Regions from separate parts of the Homo sapiens genome. Here region 1 is linked to region 2. The links are chromatin loops, found by intact Hi-C in ENCODE. Cell type or tissue: PC-9. All regions are shown on one strand. Links, peaks and the distances in the headings refer to the core of each region. The heading gives the core; the rest is flanking DNA.

Region 1 (11,012 bases), core at 1,824-9,823, 92 kb after region 2:
TGCGCCAAAGTGAGGACAGCTTCCAGGAAGACTCAGACTCAGTTAACCTTGGATGTGAGCTCTGTTTGGCCTTTGTTACAAGCAGGTTTTGTTTTTGTTTTGTTTTTGGATGGGGTCTCACACTGTTGCCCAGGGTGGAGTACAGTGCCACAGTCATGGCTCACTTCAGCCTCAAACTCCTTGGCTCAAGTGACCCTCCCACCTCAGCCTTGTAAGTAGCTGGGACTACAGGTGTGCATCACCATGCCTGGATAATTTTTTAATATTTTGTAGAGATGGGAATCTTGCTATGTTTCCCATGCTGGTCTCGAACTCCTGGCCTTAAGGGATCCTCCTGCCTCTGCCTCCCAAAGCACTGGGATCACAAGCATGGCGTGAGTCACTGCACTGGGCCACAAGCAGATTTATTTATTTATTTATTTATTTTTGAGATGGAGTCTCGCTCTGTCACCCAGGCTAGAGTCCAGTGGCGTGATCTCGGCTTGCTGCAACTTCTGCCTCCCAGGTTCAAGAAATCCTCTGCCTCAGCCTCCCAAGTAGCTGGGACTACATGTGTGCACCATCATGCCCAACTAATTTTTGTATTTTCAGTAGAGACGGAGTTTCGCCATGTTGGCCAGGCTAGTCTCAAACTCCTGGCCTCAAGCGAATGGCCCACCTTGGCCTCCCAAACACAAGCAGACTTTTAAAGACAAAAATGAGGTACAGTGACTACAGAGTGTGGGCTACAGTGTCCAGTGAGGCATTGTTACATTAATTTACAGCTACCTGTGGCAACGGCAAGCAGTTTTAAGAGACGAATACATAGCTCAAGAGGGTACAGTTGCTGTCTCATGCTAATGCCTCTCTGGGCCTGATGATTTAAAAGGACTCACATTCCTCAGATAAAAATTATTTTTCCCTTAATCCCTTCTTGTAACTCCTCCATCCGCATGGAAAAGTACTCATTTTCTTACCCTGATTCTTCACAGATGTCTCTTCCACAGTGGCATCTGCTTAACTTTCTTCTACCTCTGCACTCTCTTCCCCAGAGACGTGGTCTACCTCCACAGCTTCAATCATCACTTCTACCTCAAAAATGCTGCCCTCCTCTGGGGAACCAGCTTCAAACTAGCATTGCTGTCCTCTTCCTCCAGCCCTCCTCCCGGAGGTCCCGCAGCAACCTTACTCATGTGATCACCCTTGCAAAGGTGCCTCTCACTCTAGATTAGCTCTGATTATAGAACCATCTCTGCCCTGTAAGACTCATGGCCATATGTGATACCCACCCCCTATCTGTGCTATTATGACAGATATATATTTGGTTTTCATCAAGGATTCCCAGCTCTCAGCCCCAGTAGCCCTTGTTATTTCCTAAGTGACTAGTACAGTAAGAATATTTTTTGCTAAAGTATTTGGATTTTTGGTTTTGGTTCCTAAAGTAGCTCCTGAAGGATAAAGGTGAAAGACAATCTTTTACTATTTACAAGTCCTTTCAAATACATCTGAGCTTATGTGAATGAGGCAATGTTTGGAAAGTCCCTGAAACCACTGGATGGGGGTTGGTTGCCAGAGGAAGCAGCTTTGTGCTTAAAGGGTTGGGACTTTCAGCCTCACCCACCAACCTCCAGGGAAGGGACAGGGCCAGTGGCTTCCTCAATCATGCCTACAAAATGAAACCTCCAGAAAAACCCAAAAGGACAGGGTTTGGAGAATTTCCAGATGGTTGAACATGTGGAGGTTCCTGGAGGGTGGTGCTCCAGGGAAGACCTAGAAGCTCTGTTCCCTTCCACACACCTGACCCTATATGTCACTTCATCCACATTCTTTGTAATATCCTTTAAAATGTGAAAGGAAAATAAATCTTGAAACCCAAAAATCACTAAGCTAAAAGGGAAAGTCGAGCTCGGAATGGCTTAGGGTAAACCTGCCTCCCGTTGTATTCCAAAAAAAAAGATAGCTACTAATGTCAGAGGCGTGTGAACCAGAGCAACTCCGTCTTAAATAGGAACTAGGTAAAATGAGGCTGAGACCTACTGGGCTGCATTCCCAGATGGTTAAGGCATTCTAAAGTCACAGGATGAGATAGGAGCTCAGCACAAGATACAGGTCATAAAGACCTTGCTGATAAAACAGTTTGCAGTAAAAAGCCAGCCAAAACCCACCAAAATCAAGATGGCCACAAGAGTGACCTTTGGCTGGCCTCACTGCTACATTCCCACTGGTGCCATGACAGTTTCCAAATGCCATGGCAACGTCAGGAAGTTACCCTATATGGTCTAAAAAGGGGAGGCATGAATAATCCACCCCTTGTTTAGCATAGCATCAAGAAATGCCCATAAAAATGGGCAACCAGCAACCCTCAGAGCTGTTCTGCCTATGGAGTAGCCATTCTTTCATTCCTTTACTTTCTTAACAAACTTGATTTCACTTTACTGTATGGACTCACCCTGAATTCTTTCTTAGGCAAGATCCAAGAACTCTCTCTTGGGGTCTGGATCCGGATCCCTTTCCTGTAACACTAAGATTAAAAAAAAAAGTTACATACCTCTGTCACAATTTGTGGGCAAAGGCAAGACAGAGCTCAAAGTCACCCCTCTGCTCACTGAGATAAATGCATATCGGATTGCTTCCTTTGGAGAGGCTAATCAGAAACTCAAAAGAATACAACCATTTGTCTCTTATCTACCTATGACCTGGAAGCCCCCACCCCGCTTCAGTGGTCCCGCCTTTCTGGATTGAACCAATGTACATCTTGCATATATTGATTGATATCTCATGTCTCCCTAAAATGTATAAAACCAAGCTCGCCCCAACCAAGCTTGGGCACATGTCATCAGGACCTCTTGAGGCTGTGTCATGGGTGTGTTCTTAACCTTGGCAAAATAAAGTACTTCCTAAACTGATTGAGACATGTCTCAGATACTTTTTGGTTTACAATAATAAACTGGTTATAGAGTTCATAAGCCACTCTAGCAAATTATTCAAAACCAAGGAGGGGGTCATGGGAATCCCAATTTATAGCCAGTCAGTCAGAAGCGCAGGTAAAATAATCTGGGGCTTGCAACTGGCATTTGATATGGGGCCAGTCTTGTGGGACTGAGCCCTCACCCTGTGGGATCTGATGCTGTCTCCAGGTAGACCATGTCAGAATTGAAGTAGAGAACACCCAGGTGGTATCTGCCACAGCACTGCTTGCTTGCTTGGTGTGGGCGGGAAATGCGCTGCAGTATTTGTGAGCGCCCCCCGCCCCGGTCCCCTGCTCTTGACATTTGGTCACAGAAGTCTTCTGTATGGATTGTCGTGGGATGAGAAAATAGAAAAAACACATTGGGTTTGTTATTTCCACACTCCACCCCCATGGAGTTAGTGTATGAATCTTATTGTTGATTCTTCTTTCTTAATCTCTTGCAAAACTCTCCTCTTCTCTCCATCCTTTTGTCAATGTTTGAGTCAGGCTCTATCTCTCATTTGGTTTGTTGCAATGGCCTCCTATCTTCACTGTCCCCATCTCTAATCCATGCTTCACACTACTGCTCCTGCCATATATTCAAAACACATGCTATTTCCTTGTTGAAAATCCCAAATAGGTTCTCATTGTCTAGAGAGCAGGTCCAGGCACTGCCCCTGCATTTTCTTACCCCTCCATAATTTTGTCTCAATGTGGAATACCTATGTAAACCAAAAATAAAATTCTAAGCCCCCCGAACATGTGAATGGACCCCTGCTCTTGGCAAGGGCATTTCAAAGCTAACTTGAAAAACTAGCTCAGGTCATGATGGGCAGGGGCCGTCTGACATGCCTCATTATACCCTCCTGCCTTTTGGAATTACTGATAAAACAGACTCTTTACGTCTGACAGGTAACATTTACAATGTATTCTCTCTGAAGCCTGCTACCCCGAGGCTTCACCTGCATGATAAAACTGTGGATTCCACACCCTCAATCTTGACCCAGACATTCCTAAGTTTTAGACAATAACAACTATTTCAACCAATTGCCAATCAGAAAAATTTTAAATCTGCCCTTAACCTGGTAGTCCCTCCCTCATCCCAATGCCCCATTTTGAGTTGTCCCACCTTTCTGGACTGAACCAATGTACATCTCACGTGTATTTGATTGATGTCCTATATCTCCCTAAAATGTAAATGAAACTAAGTTGTACCCCAACCACCTTGGGCACATGTTCTCAGGATCTCCTGAGGGCTGTGTCATGGTTCATTGGGCACTCATATTTGGCTATAATAAATCTCTTCAAATATTTTAGAGTTTGACTCTTTTCATAGACACCTAGTTTTACCTTATACCTCTTAGCCCCACCTTCAATACTTCCTAGAGCAATTTGTCAATCTATTTGTCATTATTGACTTTCTACCACATCCACCTCCTGTTAAGCCAAGTTTAGCCTAAAGCTGCCTCCTTACATACATATTTTAAGTTTGGCCCAAAGGTTTTTCTGTACATTGTGAACTATAACAAGTGGAGGTGTAAACAGACCACAGCCTACACTTGCGCCAGTCACCTGGTTTTGGCCAATCAAATGTAGCCAACTGTTCGAACTGTGTTCAAATAAGGCAATGCCACCATGTAACCAACCCAGCTGTTTCTGTACCTCACTTTCTTTTTCTGCACATCACTTCCTTTTTCTATCCATAAATCTTCCACCATGTGGCTGCACGGGAGTCTCAGAGTCTACTCTGGCTTGGGAGGCTGCCTGTGAATCGTTCATTGCTCAATTAAACTCCTTTAAATTTAATTAGGCTGAAGTTTTTCTTTTATCACTTCTTTTTTTTTTGGAGACAGAATTTTGCTCTTGTTGCTCAGGCTCGAGTGCAATGGCGTGATCTCGGCTCACTGCAACCTCCGCTTCCTGGGTTCAGTGATTCTCCTGCCTCAGCCTCCCGAGTAGCTGGGATTACAGGCATGTGCCAGCACACCCGGCTAACTTTGTATTTTTAGTAGAGATGGGGTTTCTCCATGTTGGTCAGGCTGGTCTCGAACTCCCGACCTCAGGTGATCCGCCCGCCTCGGCCTCCCAAAGTGCTGGGATTACAGGCGTGAGCCACTGTGCCCGGCTTTTTATCACTTCTTTGATATTGTTTCCCTAATTGTTTCTCCTCATGAAACTGTAATGTAACAGCACAGATATACTCTCTACGTGTTTATGTTCTGTGACTCTTTGAAGGTCGCAAACCCTGTAATATCTAAGATCATTTTGTCCCTGCCAAAAAACAGTTTTCTGCCAGGCGTGGCGGCTCATGCCTGTAATCCCAACATTTTGGGAGGCCAAGGCGAGAGGATCGCTTGAGGCCAGGAGTTCCAGACCAGCCCAAGCAACATAGCGAGACCTCCATCTCTATAAGAAATGTTTTAAAACTTAGTGGGGTGTGGTGGCACATGCCCATAGTCCCAGCTACTTGGGAGGCTGAGGTGGGAGGATTGTCTGAATGCAGGAAAGTCGAGGCTGCAGTGAGCTGAGGTTGCACCACTGCACTCCAGCCTGGGTGACAAAGTGAGATCCTGTCTCAAAGAAAAAGAAGAACCAGTTTTATACCCTTGAAGACAATATTACTCCCTGCCCCCATATCTGCCACTGAGAATGCACATCCTAGAGAGAATACGAACTTTGGAATCAGAACCAGACTCAAATTTCTGCTCTGAGATGTGTAAGCTGTGTGATATGTGACATGAAAAAGTTGTTCAGTGTTCTCTCTGATCTTCAATGTTCCCTGTGCTGGCAGCTAAGATATTCAGTGAGACCGCATTACAGCCCAACTTCCCTTCTGCCCAATCCTGCTTTCCTTTTTTCCCTTTCCCATCAACAGATGTTGATGCCAAGGTCACTCCCTGATAAACTTCCTGCATGTTGATCTCTAGCTCAGAGAGTCTGCTTTCTGGGGCACAGCCTTTCACAGTGCCCTGTTTGTCACAGGGCGAACCCCAAAACTGCGGTTCAGCCTGGGAGCCCATGTGGGTTCTTGGTTTTGTGTAGGAAAGAATTCAAGAGTGAGCTGACAGAGTAAAGTGAAAACAAGTTTATTAAGAAAGCAAAGGAGGCCAGGCACGGTGGCTCACGCCTGTAATCCCAGCACTTTGGGAGGCCAAGGCGGGCGGATCGCCTGAGGTCGGGAGTTCAAGACCAGCCTGACCAACATGGAGAAACCTCGTCTCTGCTAAAAAAAAAAAAAAAAAAAAAAATTAGCCGGTCATGGTGGTGCATGCCTGTAATCTCAGCTACTTGGAAGGCTGAGGCAGGACGATCACTTGAACCCAGGAGGCGGAGGTCACAGGTGAGCCAGATTGCGCCATTGCACTCCAGCCTGGGCAACAAGAGCGAAACTCCGTCTCAAAAAAAAAAAAAAAAAGAAAAAGAAAGAAAGCAAAGGAATAAAAGAGTGGCTATCACATAGGCAGAATGGCAGCATGGGCTGCTTGACGGAGCATACTTATGGTTTTTTATTGATTATATGCTGTGTGAGGGGGTGGATTATTCATTCCAGAAAGAGGTGGGGAGTTCCCGGAACTGAGGGTTTCTCCCCCTTTTAGACTCTATAGGGTAACTTCCAGACATTGCCATGGCATTTGTAAACTGTCATGAGCTGGTGGGAGTGTCTTTTGGCATGCTAATGCGTTATAATTAGCATTTAATGAGCAGTGAGGATGACCAAAGTCACTTTCACTGCCATCTTGGTTTTGGAGGGTGTTGGCTTGCTTCTTCACCACATCCTGTTTTATCAGCCAGGTCTTTGTGACCTGAAGCTTGTGATACCGGTCCTGCCGAACTCCTATCCCATCCTGTGACAAAGGATGCTTAACCTCCTGGGAATGCAGCCCAGCAAGTTTCAGCCTCATTTTACTCAGTCCCTGTTCAAGATGGAGCTGCTCCCATTCAAACACTTCTGACATGTTTACTACTGCCTGGCACAGAGGTAGGGCTCCATAAATGTGAATTCTCTCCTTCCTGATTCTGACCAAGATTCCTGGGTTGCCACTTACATTGCTTGTTGGTACACACTCTGGACACTTTCATCTGCTCAAAAGTCACCTTCTTGAAGCCTTTTCTGACTGACTACTTTCCCAGGGGTGGAGAGTAACTACTTCCTTGATGCCCCATAGCATTTCCTATTTGCCTCAGTTAACGTGTCACTGTACTGGCTCAGCACAGACATGGATTGCTGAGTGAACAGGAAGTTCTGCCTGTCTAGCAGGATAATTTTCTGTTGTCAGAAGCTGGGTCCACCACCTGCCTGGTGCCTATCCCAGGGCAAAGAATACGTATCATTTCTGGATTCCTGGCCCTGCCCCACTTTGTTTATAATGTCCCAAAACACCTACTTATGTAAACAGTGCAAGGTTCCAATTTTATTAGAAGCAATTCCACAGAAGGCTTTGAATGCTAAGAGTGTATACCTAGTTGGTAGCCAACTATTTCCAATGCTTTGGGAAAATGGAGCATGATAAAAAAAATAAGAACATAACGGGGTGCAGTGGCTCATACCTATAATCCCCAAATTTTGAGAGGCCAAGGCAGGAGGATCTATTGAGCCCAGGAGTTTGAGACCAGCCTGGGCAACATGGTGAGACCTCCATCTCTACAAAACAATTTTTAAAAATTAGCCATGTTTAGTGGTGCATACCCGTAGTTCCAGCTAGTGGGGAGGCTGAGATGGGAGGATGACTTGCACCCAGGAGAGGTTGAGGCTGCAGTGAGCTATGATTGTGCCACTGTACTGCAGCCTGGGCAACAGAGCAAGACCTTGTGTCAAAAAATAATAATAATAATGATAACATTAAACTTTGCTTTTAGTGATCTTCAAGGGAGCAACCTGCAAGGGTTATGGCAGTCCTTTTCAAACTGGTCCACACAATGGAATTACTTAGTCCCTCCATCAGAGACTGGGATTTCTGATCTAGAGTATGACCAAGTGTATTAGTCTGCTCTCACACTGCTATAAAGAACTACTGGAGACTTGGAAATTTATAAAGAAAAGAGGCTTAATTGACTCACAGTTCTGCAGGCTGTATAGAAGTCATGGCTGGGATGGCCTCAGGAAACTTACAATCATGGCAGAAGGGCGAAGGGGAAGCAAGTACGTCTTCACATGGTGGTAGGAGAGAGAGAAGTGGGAAGTGCTACACTGTTTTAAACAACTAGATCTTGTGAAAATTCACTAGAAATATCACAAGAACACTAAGGGGGAAATCGCCCTCATGATCCAATCACCTCCCACCAGGTCCCTCCCCCAACACTGGGAATTACTGTACAATTTGACATGAGATTTGGGTGGAGACACAGAGCCAAACCACATCACCAGGGTTTTGGAAGTTTTAAAGATACTCAGATAGTTTTGATTTGCAGACAAGCTTGGGAACCACTGGGTTGTGGGATTGCTGGATATTGACAAAATGGAGATAGTGAGTATAGACCACCCTTCTCAAAAGAGCTTGGCAGTGAAGAGATAAAAGTGCACAGAAGGTAGGAGATAAGAGGATACCAGGAAGGTGAGGGTTTATTTGTTTACAATATGGATAACTTGAGAATCCTTATCAGCTGAAGGGAAAAATCCAGAAAGCAGTGGAGACTGAAGCTTCTAGAATAATCCCTAGAGGTGATGGGTCTGTGGCACTAATGAAGAGATTTATTTTATTTTTTATTTTTGAGTCAGGGTCTCTGTGTCACCCAGGCTAGAGTTCAGTGGCACGCTCATGGCTCACTGCAGCCTTGGATTCCTGGGCTCAAGCAATCCTCCCACCTCCGCTTCCCAAAGTTCTGGGATTACGGGTGGGAGCCACCACCCCCAGCAACAAGCAGATGCCTTAAAAAGACACCTCTCCAAGGCACTGGGGGCATCCTTCCCAAACCAGATAGGATTATTACCTTCCTAAATACCCCAATGTCTGTTGCCTACAAAATGAAATAAAAACTCTTTAGTGTAGCATAGAAGGCATTAACAAATAAAATGCATTTTTATTCTCCAACATGCCAAATGTAATTATGTTCATCATAGAAAAACTAGAAACCACAAGGGAATAAAAATAAGTAGATAGACATTACCCACAGTCTTACAGCTAACGACAACTGCTCCCAATATTTGGAGATACTTCCAATATTTCTTCCCACTGAACATCTTTTGTTGGTTGTAGGACATAGCTGGGATCACACTATAAGCATATCCAAGAAACCAGTGCAATTTCTGGCAGCATTAATAGAAACCATGTGGAATAAAGAACAGAATGGTACCCCTTTGCTCTGCTCTTGTCAGTGTGGACACTGACTTTGTGCTGCTCTGTGGAGTGTGAAGTTTGAGTCTGAGTACCCTTTTAAGAGGAGGACCAATGAAGTGGATCACATGGAGGAAGGGAACAAGCAATATGAGGCCTCTGTTAATTTAGTTTCAACTTCGGATTTTCTTTTCATCTCCTGCCATCCTGCCATATCTGGCTCTAAACCCATGCAAGCCATATCACCTGTTGGTTTCCCAGGCATCCAAACATTTACACTCATCTGTGTCCTCTGCACACTTCCCTTTGCTTTGAATTGCCCCTTCTTCCTCCAAAGTCCAGCTCTGAGAAGGCGTCTACCAGAGGCCCCACAATGAAATAAATCATTCTGTGTTCTCAGAGCACTTTCAGTATTTCTTATATTACTGCTACCATACAAGTTACAGAATAAGCATGAGAGTTATTTTCGTATGGGTGTCTCTCCCTGAGAACAACACCGTGGCTGATTCAACTTTATGACTCTTTCATAAACCCTGCACAGTTCCTGGAAAATAGTCTATTTATTTATATTTATTACATTCTACCTGGTTATAGGAATAAGTTAAGAAAGCTTACAAGGATACTTGAAATGTAAGCTCACATAAATTATATGTCGGGTTTTTTTAAGGTAAAAAACAGAAAGACAACAAAGTAAAATTTTTTTAAAAAAGCTATGATTGCAGATGATTACAATCACACCAGTCTCAAGAGGGGCAGCACTTGGCTCTGGGCTCTCTAGCAGTTAAAATGAAAGGGTCAACTTCCGGGCCATACAAGTCACAATGTCCATGGTTGGATGTGGGTAGGTGAGAGCAGGACAATTAATTACTCAACGCTTTTTGGCATCAAGATAAAATAGAAATTTCTCCTAAGGAATCCTAATGAAGAGGACTTCATTTGGCATGATAAAAAACGTTTTTGTTTCAGTTTTCTAATGCTACATAAGAAACTGCTCCAAAGATTGGTGGCTAAGATGACAATTTATTCTTATTATTCATGGTTCTGAGGGTTGATAGGCTTAACTAGGTGGTTCTCACTTGGGATCTTTCATAAGGTTGTGGTCAGATGGCAGCTGAAGCTGATCATTCACTTGAATGTCTGATACCTGGGCTGGAACAACTGGAGAATCGGGGAGGTTGATCAGACACTCTCAATGCAGACCTTCCATTTGGATAACTTGAACTTCTTCACAGCATGCCAGCTGGTTTTCCCCAGAGGAAGCATATCAAGAGAGTCAGACAGAAGCTGGGAAGCTTTGTAGGATATAGGCTTGGAAGTCTCACAGAACCACTTCAACTACATTCTGTTAATGAAAGCAGTCACAGGCAAACCCAATCTCAAGCAAGTAGAGGAATAGAATACATCTCTCAATGGGGAAATTGCTTGTAAAGGGAGGGAAGGAATTAGCAGAGGCCATCTTGGAGACAAGCTACCATAATTCTAAACATGTTCAAAATATATGTAATTCTTCATAGACTATTTCTTTTTTCTTTTTTTTTTTTTTTTTGAGATGGAGTCTCGCTCTGTTGCCCAGGCTGGAGTGCAGTGGTGCGTTCTCGGCTCACTGCAAGCTCAGCCTCCTGGGTTCACACCATTCTCTCACCTCAGCCTTCCGAGTACCTGGGACTACAGGCACCTGCCATGGCGCCTGGCTAATTTTTCGTATTTTTAGTAGAGACAGGGTTTCACCTTGTTAGCCAGGATGGTCTCGATCTCCTGACCTCATGATCCACCCACCTCGGCCTCCCAAAGTGCTGGGATTACAGGCATGA
Region 2 (9,584 bases), core at 705-8,704:
AGTCAAAAACCTTATAGTCTTGTTTCAAGAAACTAGAGAATAGCTATAGAGACAATCAATTGCATAAATAACACTGCAAAGTTTTCTGTCTCTTTTAAATATTAAAAACACCTATCTTACTTTGTTAACAAAACCTCAGGCCATAGAGGGTTAAGGAACCGCTGTGTCCTGTGCATTTCTCAGGATCCTGGGCCTTGCCCACTCTCCGTGTGTGTAAGGAACCTCCTCAGCATGTCTCCCAGGGCTAGGGTTCCACTCCACGTCAGGACAAGCTCATAAGAGACCCGTGGTCCTGGTAAGAAGTCCAAGCTGGTGCCTGCTTTCTCACAGTGAGGTCACTGGGTGACACCCAGCAGTGCGGCTCATAGAGCTTTTCTCTACAGAATTGATTCCTCAGATGAGCGTGAATCTGAGCCCAAACATCTGAATTTCCACGTGGCAAGTTAAAAGCTTCCATTAGAACTGCTTGTCTGTCAGCCTTATGAACAATTCTGTGCAGGCAGGGCGCGGTGACTCACATCTGTAATCCCAGCACTTTGAAAGGTCAAGGTGGCAGATCACCGGAGCCCAGGAGTTCAAGACTAGCCTGGGCAACATTGCAAAACCCTGTCTCTACAAAAAAAAAAAAAAAAAATTAGCCAGGTGTTGTGGTGCATGCCTGTAATTCCAGCTACTCAGGAGGCTAAGGTGGGAGGATCATTTGATCCCAGGAGGTTGAGGCTGCAGTGAGCCATGATCACACCACTGCACTCCAGCCTGGGTGACACAGTGAGACCCTGTCTGAAAAAACAAAAGAAAGAAAAATGCTGTGCAGAGCCCCTAGCACACAATGGGGAGTTGTCATCTGCTGCCCAGCCCTCCCCACCTCCTCCACTAACAGCAGCACGTCCGTCCCACTCAGCCCGAGGTCTTGGGGCACAGCATTTCCTGAGGCCATGCTTGTCCCTCCAGCCTTAGTCCCATTTACTTGCAGTGTGTCTCCTCTTCGTCTGTTAAGTATTCTCGCCACGTGGTTCACTGGAACCCAGTTTAGAAGCACAGCACCCTGTCTGAGGAAGGAGAAACCCCATAGCAGTTGCTCTCAAGTCAGCCAGGCACTCAGCACGGTTACCACCTTGAGCCCAGAATCCTGTTTCTCAGGATAGCATCCACCTTCCTGCAGTCACACGTGAGATCCTTCTCCACATCTGGTTCCCCACCCGGGTGTGGAGAGACCCCTTCACCTCCTCCTGAAGGTGGGCCTCATAGACTCAAGGCCTCCTGGGTACCTAGTCCTTCCCGGAAGCCCAGGGACCATCTGGCACCGATCTACTCAAAAAAACCTTCAGTGCCAGGCCCCGAATCAGCCCTGGAAGACAGGAGACCTGGTCCCCACCCAGAGAAGGACACAGTCCAGAGACTGGGTCAGGGGAGACAGACAGAGGTAAAGGGAGGCAGGCAGGACAGTCTGCAGGTGCGGCAGCCATGGTCTGCGTGGGGGCCCTTGTGGCTGCAGGCCAGGACAGTCGTTATGTCTGATGGGGTCAAGAGAGGCTTCGGAGCAGAGCTAACACGCAACCGTGGCAAGGTCTTGGAGCATCCCACTGTGGCCGTGACGAGACAGGTGGGCAGGCCACTTCCCTGCCCCAACCATCCAGTGCCTTTAGCTCCATGCCTCTGTCTAGTCTCCACTAAACAAATGCCAGGCCCTGAAGTATAAATGGAGACGGGACACAGGAAGGACGAAGCCCTGGGTTGAGGCCACTGCACCACTGTGGCCAAGAACAGGCTCAACACAGATGGGGCTCCAGGTTGGGTTTTTACATTTGCCTTTGAGCTATCTCACACTCAGATGATAATAATAGTAATGATAGCAGCCTGCCCTTAGTAGGTACTTATTATATGCTAGCATGTAGCATTCATTCAGTGCTCACAATAGCCCTAAGAAGGAGATACCATTATTATTCCCATCTCACAGATAAGTAAACTAAGGCACACTGAGGTCAGATAACTTACCCAGGCTAACTTACTATAGCTGATAATAGCAGAATCATGCCTTTGGAGCCAAGAATCAAAGCTGGGCAGTACATCTGAGACTGTGTTCCCATCCACTACTCTGTACTTACCATCATTTTCAAATCCATTCACAGGGGACCTCAGAATTAAGCAGGAATTGGATGTCCCAGCAGATGGCCCTTGATGTACATTCATGAGAAAGGGGCTGGAACCCTTCCAATGAGGGCATGGAAAAAGCATATAAAATCGAGAAATGAAGGACTGAGAAGTTTCTTATGGCCTTGCCATCAGTGCATCATGTGTTACCTTTGGCCACAGCTATTTGAGTGGAATAGGATGCAGGGAGAGTGTGTTGAAAGCCAGGCTGTGGTGGAGTGAACAGGTGATAGAGTGGAGACGAAGCTGAGCAGGAGAGCAGGAAGGGAGGCACAGTCTTGGGAGGGAGAGGGAGACCTCGAGGCGAGGGGTTGCTGTCATCGTCTGTGATGAGTACACTGCTGGAGGAAGGCTCCCAGTGCAGGCAGAGGGGACCCAGCATAAGGTGTTGGGGTTCACATCAGAGGTGTAGAGGGGCCTGGAAAATGGGTGGACACCAGACCCCCTTCTGACCACAGGGTCAGCTTTTACTCCACAGGGCTTCAAGGAAGTGGAGTGCTGGCTGGGAGAAGAGGGCAGGCTTTGGTTAAGGACAGAAGAAAGAGGGTGTGTGTATGGTTAGGAAGAGGACCCAAAGGGTTGTTCGTTAGTGAGGATGGTTACTCCCGAGGGCACAGTGGGAAAGGGTGCAGGGAACAGAGCAGGTAAGAATGGGTGAGTGGAGAAGGAACAGAGCAGGTAAGAATCGGTGAGTGGAGAAGGAACAGAGCAGTCTGCCCCATTAATGGTCAGTTTCATTAATTATTAAACACAAAGCAGGCTTAAAAAACAGGCCGTGTTTACATTTGCAATGGACACACACCCTAGCCCAGCGTGGGCACATCTGAGTGGCTTCCCAGTGCCCTCTGTGCAGCCCTGGGGCCTATTGGTGTGGCACTGATGGGTTCCCAGTCCTGACAGCACCCCACGGTACCTGGCCTCAGTTCATTATCCATGGCCAGAGCCCAGAGAGATAATGCGGTTGATCCCAGCCTCCTGCTTCTGGCTGGCTGGAGCAGGCAGGGGATTTGGAATGCCTGCTGAGCAGACTTGCCGGACGTCACCCAGTGGTGGACCAGGGGCAGACATCGAGTTGTGACAAGCATAGCATGTCACTTTTGAACAGTGCTTCAACTGTAGCAGACTCCTCAGGATAGCTTTGTAGACTGAGTTTATACATTGAGTGAGAAAAAACGCCCCTGCCTGGGTCTCAGCCCTTTCTGTGAAACACATGCTGGTTTTGTTCAACGAGCTTTCAGGAGTCAAGCCAAAGCATTTCTTCCATTTCAGACCTTTCACGTTATCTTGAGCTTTACTGCTGTCATAATTGTGTTTCCAGTCTTAGTATCATTTTCATTTTGAGTCCAGTCACAGCAAAAACCTAGCCATTTGAAATGTAGCATCCACTAGGAAACTACACAGTCCCATTACTTAAGCCCTGAAAAATCCAAGCATTTATTCCCTTAACAAAGTAAGTGGGGAAAGTGTTGTGCCTGTAGGGCCCAGTCAGGAGACAGAAACCATGGCAGTAATTTAAACAGGAAAAATTTAAAGATTTTGTGACTAATTAAAGGTGGTTAAGAAGGACCCTGAGGAATACAGGAATAATAAATGTGGGCAGCAGCTTCTACCTCTAAGGCTAAGGGAAAGTAGACAAGACAGGAACTAAGAACTTGGAAGAGGAGACCCCACCCCACAAAACCTGAGGTTCAGCCCTTGTTGGAGAATGTGCATCTGTCTTGGTAACACACTGTGGATGCTCTGGACTGCAGTGGGTCTGTAAAAGCAGCCTGCCCACTGACTGAGACACTCAGTAGGGGGTGCAGATGGACCAGAAATGGTCTACACACCCACCCCACCAGGTGGCCAAGAATTTCCCCAGGGAGTGCCCGCAGGTAAAACTGACTCACAGGAGGCAGCCTCTGGGTGGTAGAGAAATGTGCTGAAGAGGGAGCACCCTGACATCCTGCACACTGCGTTAGACACACTGCAGGAGGAAAGAAACACCTGATCCAGGAAGAGAAGCCACTTCTCTGCAGTACCTCGCTTGTCTCTCCAGCGTCCTCTGCTGAGAAAGCCTAACGCTGCACTCGCTGACAAAGGAGAAATGTTTGCAGGGTGTAGTTTCAGTATCATGAAACAGGGCAAAGAAGGATGGATTTAGAGCCAAGAGGCAATAAATTGATAACTGGCAAGAATGTATATGACCTGAATCCTCAAATTGCTCAGTTTCTTTTCATCTCAACTACTGCCAGGCATCTGCTTGTTGATATTACCTTGTTTCTTGGAGAAATGCAGGGAGCCAAGTGCACAGGTTGCTTAAAGAGAAATGGCTCAAAGGTGCTGTAGCAGACCAGGTTTCAATTCCTTGACTTGCTCCAAGTGTGGCATACACATACGTAGGATCTAAGTTACATTATTTTCTTAGCAGCATGATTTCCAGATATATTGTCTTGGCAAGCAACAGCATGTCCATAGCTCCTTGTTCCCCACATGCGTCTCAGTTTAGGGTGAGGTCTCTAAAGCAATTCATCCATGCATGACACAAGTCAGATCAGGTCGATACAGATTAAATCAGGTCACAATAGATAAACAACTCTGGGGATGAATGTCTTTTACAAAGCTCGAGAAACACATCCAGAACACATTGCCTTTTTGTAAAAGAGCCATGTCCATCCCAGCCTGCCCCACCTAGCCCATACTCACTTTGGAGAGGAGAATTGAAAGAATTTGTTATTCCAGGCTGGGTGTGGTGGCTCATACCTGTAATCCCAGCCCTTTGGGAGGCCGAGGTGGGTTGATCCCTTGAGGCCAGGAGTCCAAGACCAGCCTGGCCAACATGGTGAAACGTTGTCTCTACTAAAAATACAAAAATTAGCCGGGCATGGTGGTGCGCGCTGAGGCAGGAGAATTGCTTGAACCTGGGAGGTGGAGGTTGCAGTGAGCCGAGATTGCACCACTGCACTCCAGCCTGGATGACAGAGGAAGACTCCATTTCAAAAAAAAAAAAAAAGGAATTTATTATTTCAAAAATATCTGGAGTGAGAAACGAAAGGCATAATTCAAAATAGGGGAACAGGGTAGACTAAGCACAGGCAGGGAGCCAGTAGGATTTTGCTGATCTGAAATGTTTGCAGACACCATGCACCCTCTTCCTCCCCAGCTCCTGCCCATAAAGCTCAGTCCCGGACATTTTTACCAGTGAATTATGGGGAATTATAGACCTCTCCATCCCTAATACTAGTTAGTGTTGAAAAGGTGAGGCCTTAGCCAGAAGGCTCAGGAAGACTGTGATCCTTGCTGTAAGGTGCGTTTTTCTTCTGCCTAGAAGGCATTTGTAAGACAATGAGCTGCCCTTTGGTGCACCTTGTTACTTTATCCAGCAGGGTTTCTCAGTGTCAGCACTATTGACATTTTAGGCTGGATAATTCTTTGTTGTGGGGGGGCTATCTCTTCCTTATAGGGGGTTCAGCAGCATCTCCCTGCCTCTACCTACTAGGATTTCTCTGTTTATGATAATGACAAGTGTTTCCAGACATTGTCAAATGTCCCCCTTGGTTTGGTGGGGGGGTGGGGTTGCGCAAAATCACCCGATTGGGAACCACTGAGCTAAACCCAACTACATAGGACTTCCAAGCAGGACTTCAAGTGAGCCTTAAGTCTTAGGGCAATTTCCAAATCAGCTGAACCTCACAAGAAAAAATGTTAATGAGAGGAGAATGATAGCATTGAGCTTCAAATTTTTAAAAAAGGAGGATGTCATCCCTGCCTCTGTGACCTAGGAAGCCACAAGCTCCTCAAGATTCTGACCCGTGGTCTGAAAGCCCACACAGCTGGCCCAGGTGTTATCAGCCCATAACACAGTCTATCTGGGCTGGGAGGTGGCCCATGCACAGAATTATCTAGGCACAGAGAAGGGGAAGGATGTACATGACAGAAAGAACACATGTGCAGTAGCACAGAGATGTAACTGCATGTGGCTCATGGGGGACATGCAAGTATTGTCATGTGACTAGGGCAAGAGGGGCTGGAATTAGACACGAAGTGGGAGATGAGGCTAAAAATAGGTCCAGATCGTGAAGGATCTTCATGCCAACATCCAGAACATGGATGTTACTACATAGACCGCGGTCAACCACTAAGCAGTCTGTAAGCAGTGGACTACTGTTGGAGGGAGATCACGCCAGTAGCTGTGTGGTTATGGGGGCAGTGGGTGTGGCCATGACTCACAGCACTGGTTGGGGCAGTGAGAATGGAGGAAAGCAGGTAGGAGTTGAGAGATGGTATTTAGGGGAGTGGGAACTCAGCCGACCCCAGCCTGTCAATACCACCAGAAGTGCAAGTTTATCATCCCTAGCTCTTCCCACTCACACCCCTCAGCACAGTCAGTAATCAATCAACAAGCCTAGGCACCTCCTTCTCCATCACATCTCAAATCCACCCACTGCTCTCCAGCTGGCTTTTGTTCTGTGTTTTGAGCCACTGTCGTCTCTTGCAAGGATTGCTACAGCAGCCTCCTCCCCTCTGGCTCCTTCCCTCTCCTCTTGTCTACCCCATTCCTTTCTCGGTTGGTCTCTTTCCCTCTCTTTTTGTCCACCCACCCATGGACCATACACATCTGTGTGCTTCCTGCTTCTGCTTAAAAACCTTCAGTGTTTCTCTGTTGTCCCCAAAATTGGTCATACTGACAGTGTGGAACCTGACCCCTGGCTTACCCTCCAGCCTTATCTCTTATGACTTGCCTGATCTCACTCTATTCCTCTTCCATCCTGAGCCACCTGTAGATGCCCGGATGAACCAAGCCCTTTTTCACCATCAGGCCTTTGAACAGACTGACCCTTTTCTCTAGAATTATTTTCAACCTTACCTCCAAGCCCTATACCGGATTAATTACTAATTCCCCTTCTGGTGTCATCTGAGATCTCTGAAAAACCTTTTCTACTTGTCATGGCTAGTTAGGTATCCCTCGTAAGCGTTTTTATTCTAGTTCCTCTGACTCTTAGAGCAGCTCTCACCTGTGCAGAATTGCCTGTTTGCTCCCTTTCCCAACCATGCTATATGCTTGTTGAGAGAGGAACGATCTTATTCTCCAGTGTGTGTACAGTACCAGCATGGAGCCCACGTCAGAGCAGGAGCTCAGGAAATATTTGCCAAGTGAATAAATGAATGAGTCAGTTGATGAGATTAGAAGAGGTTATTTCCTTCTTGTTTGTTGACGAGAAGGAAGGCCTGACTCAGACCCCTGCTTTCAACATATGTTAAGAGATAAGGTCACTTACAGTAAGGACCAGGAGGCACGTGAGAAAGAGTAGTGTAAGAAGTAGCAGAACCAAAATCAAGTTCAGTCCTAGAAGTCAACAAGATAGTTTCAAACAGAATGATCAAGAGTGTTGGATACTCAAGAGAGATTGAGAAGAATGGGCACTCTTCAAATGCCTATTGGATGGGGCCTGGCAGTAGAGTAATTGCACAGGGTTGAGAAGGGAGGGAAAGGAGAAGATGCTGTGGGGTGGGGGTGGCTGTAAATGTTGATGGCAAAGGGAAGGAGAGGTAGGTATGTACTTTAAGGAGGAAGGGCTGAGGGCATTGATTTGTGATGGGCAAGCCCCAAGGAAACCATCATTGCAGCAGCATCCTGGGTGAGCCTGTGTGGCAGTCATCTTCCTGAATGCATAAGGACATTCCCCCAGTCTACCATGCCCTTCCTTCAGCACAGGTGGCTATGTCCCTCCACCCTTCTGCCAAGCAACATGGACCCACTGAAGGCCCCATCTTGTGCTCAGCCTCTGCAGGCTTCCAGAATGGGACAGGTGCCTGTCAGGTGGGAATTTCCTCGTAGCTCCAGCTGGCGATGCTACTGTTTTAACTTTGCCACAGTTGTGGACCCAGCCTTCCCTCTGCTAAGCCAATTAATGAGGCCAGTCGACACGATTCTATGAAAGAGTTCCTCCTGGCCCTTGGGGTCTTGTGTGGGATCATTAGGAAAAGACATTTCACATAGGCAGATGAATTTTTTATAGCAGAATCCTATGTGCACAGTAGATTTAAATCTCTCTTATGCTAAGGAGGGGAATGTACCCTGCCTCAATTTTATAGAATTCCTTACCAACTATTGTCATCATGTAGAGTTTGAAAAGCACCAATGGTAAGGCATTAAAGGGACCTTATGCATTTTATTAAAGCCCTTTATGTCTCAGGCATTATATATGGGTGGATGGGTGGGAGAGAGAGCGAGGGAGAGAGAGAGATTCTTCTCCCTGAACACTTTCTAACCTGGCCTCACATTAACGCAGTGCCCAGGCTGGGGGTTGGGTGGGGCCTGAGGCTTCCCCGTGGCCAGCATGATCGTTGGAAAGAGTAGTATGGGACAAGATGGGGCTTCTCTTGCCACCCAGAGCTTGACAGAGAGCCCATTATCTCCAAAATGGTACTGAATGATTTGAAACAAGAAAAAAAGCTTCTAAGATTTTTGATGTTCCTTAAAGGTATCTTCTCTGAAGGTATTTTTTTAAGCCTCCTCTTTGGTTGAATCTCAAAAACGTTTTTAGACAAAATTCCACTTACTGGATCCTCTTTGGTTGAATCTCAAAAATGTTTTTCGACAAAAAACCACTTACTGGATAGGCACAGTGGCTCACTCATCCCAGCACTTTGGGAGGCCAGAGCAGGGGGACTGCATGAGGCCAGGAGTTTGAGACCAACCTGGGCAACAGAGCCAGACCCCATCTCTAAAAAAAAAATGTTTTTTAATTAGTCAGGCAATGTGGCATGAGCCTGTAGTCCCAGCTATGAGGGAGGCTGAGGCTGGAGGATTGGTTGAGCCCAGGATTTCAAGGCTGAAGTGAGCCATGATTGCACCACTGCATTCCAGCCAGGGCAGTGGAATAAGACTCTTTCTCGTATGTAAAAAACCAATTCCACTTATGTTTCCTATTTTTTGTTTTCTTCCATTGGCTGTTTTTTTGTATAAACTGTAGACAGAAGCAAAGTGGCTCTCATTTATAAATGAATTTGCTGATTCCCACAGAGGAACCTTATCTTGTCTGACCAGTGCCCAAATTTCTTCCCCTGCAAACAAACTGACGCAAAGAAAACACTCTGCCAAAGAGCCAGGCAGGAAAAGACTGTGGTGCTTGGCCCTGTAGGGGGACCTTGTATAATGCGTGTGTGGCTTCCGAGGAGTTGCTCGGGGGCAGAGGCTGAGGTTGGGAATGCCAAGATGAGGCTTTTCCTCTAGCAGGGCCAGATGCCTTTCAAGAGCATTCGGTGGACCGAGAGGGAATCAGGAGCAGGGGCAGGTGTGTCTTCCTCCTCATGCCAACACCATACTGCTGAGGACAGACCCTCTCTCAGCCCACACTCTGCATGCAACAGATATGCCCCTTGCCCCCCAGATGCCCGCAGGAGGCCTTTGTGCACAGTCACCAAGTGCAAGGAGCACTCCAAGGCTTAAA

Evidence for each region. A loop is a pair of places that touch in the nucleus more often than their neighbours do. Peaks named below come from ENCODE experiments on the same cell type or tissue, not always from the same donor. Only the 100,000 strongest peaks of a DNase experiment are listed, where the experiment ranks them.
Region 1: a loop joins it to region 2, with 6 times the contacts of the local background. A loop is called at or near these places in 4 of 110 quality-filtered maps.

Annotation. Positions count from the first base shown.
Region 1 is chr15:80,672,854-80,683,865 of GRCh38, forward strand. No RefSeq gene overlaps it. Among named protein-coding and RNA genes, the nearest start is that of ABHD17C, 17 kb to the right of the region's middle. In PC-9, for the core only: no CTCF peak of the experiment used is centred there; DNase peaks (open chromatin) are centred at 4,368, 6,798 and 7,148; H3K4me3 peaks cover 1,284 bases; H3K27ac peaks cover 5,345 bases.
Region 2 is chr15:80,581,713-80,591,296 of GRCh38, forward strand. All of the region lies in intron 17 of ARNT2 (aryl hydrocarbon receptor nuclear translocator 2), which reads left to right. ARNT2-AS1 (ARNT2 antisense RNA 1) reads right to left here and starts at 2,845. Exons shown (of 2, transcript XR_007064732.1): 1 at 2,106-2,845; 2 at 1-1,049. In PC-9, for the core only: CTCF peaks have their summits at 4,057 and 4,261; DNase peaks (open chromatin) are centred at 4,129, 6,329 and 7,299; H3K27ac peaks cover 5,109 bases.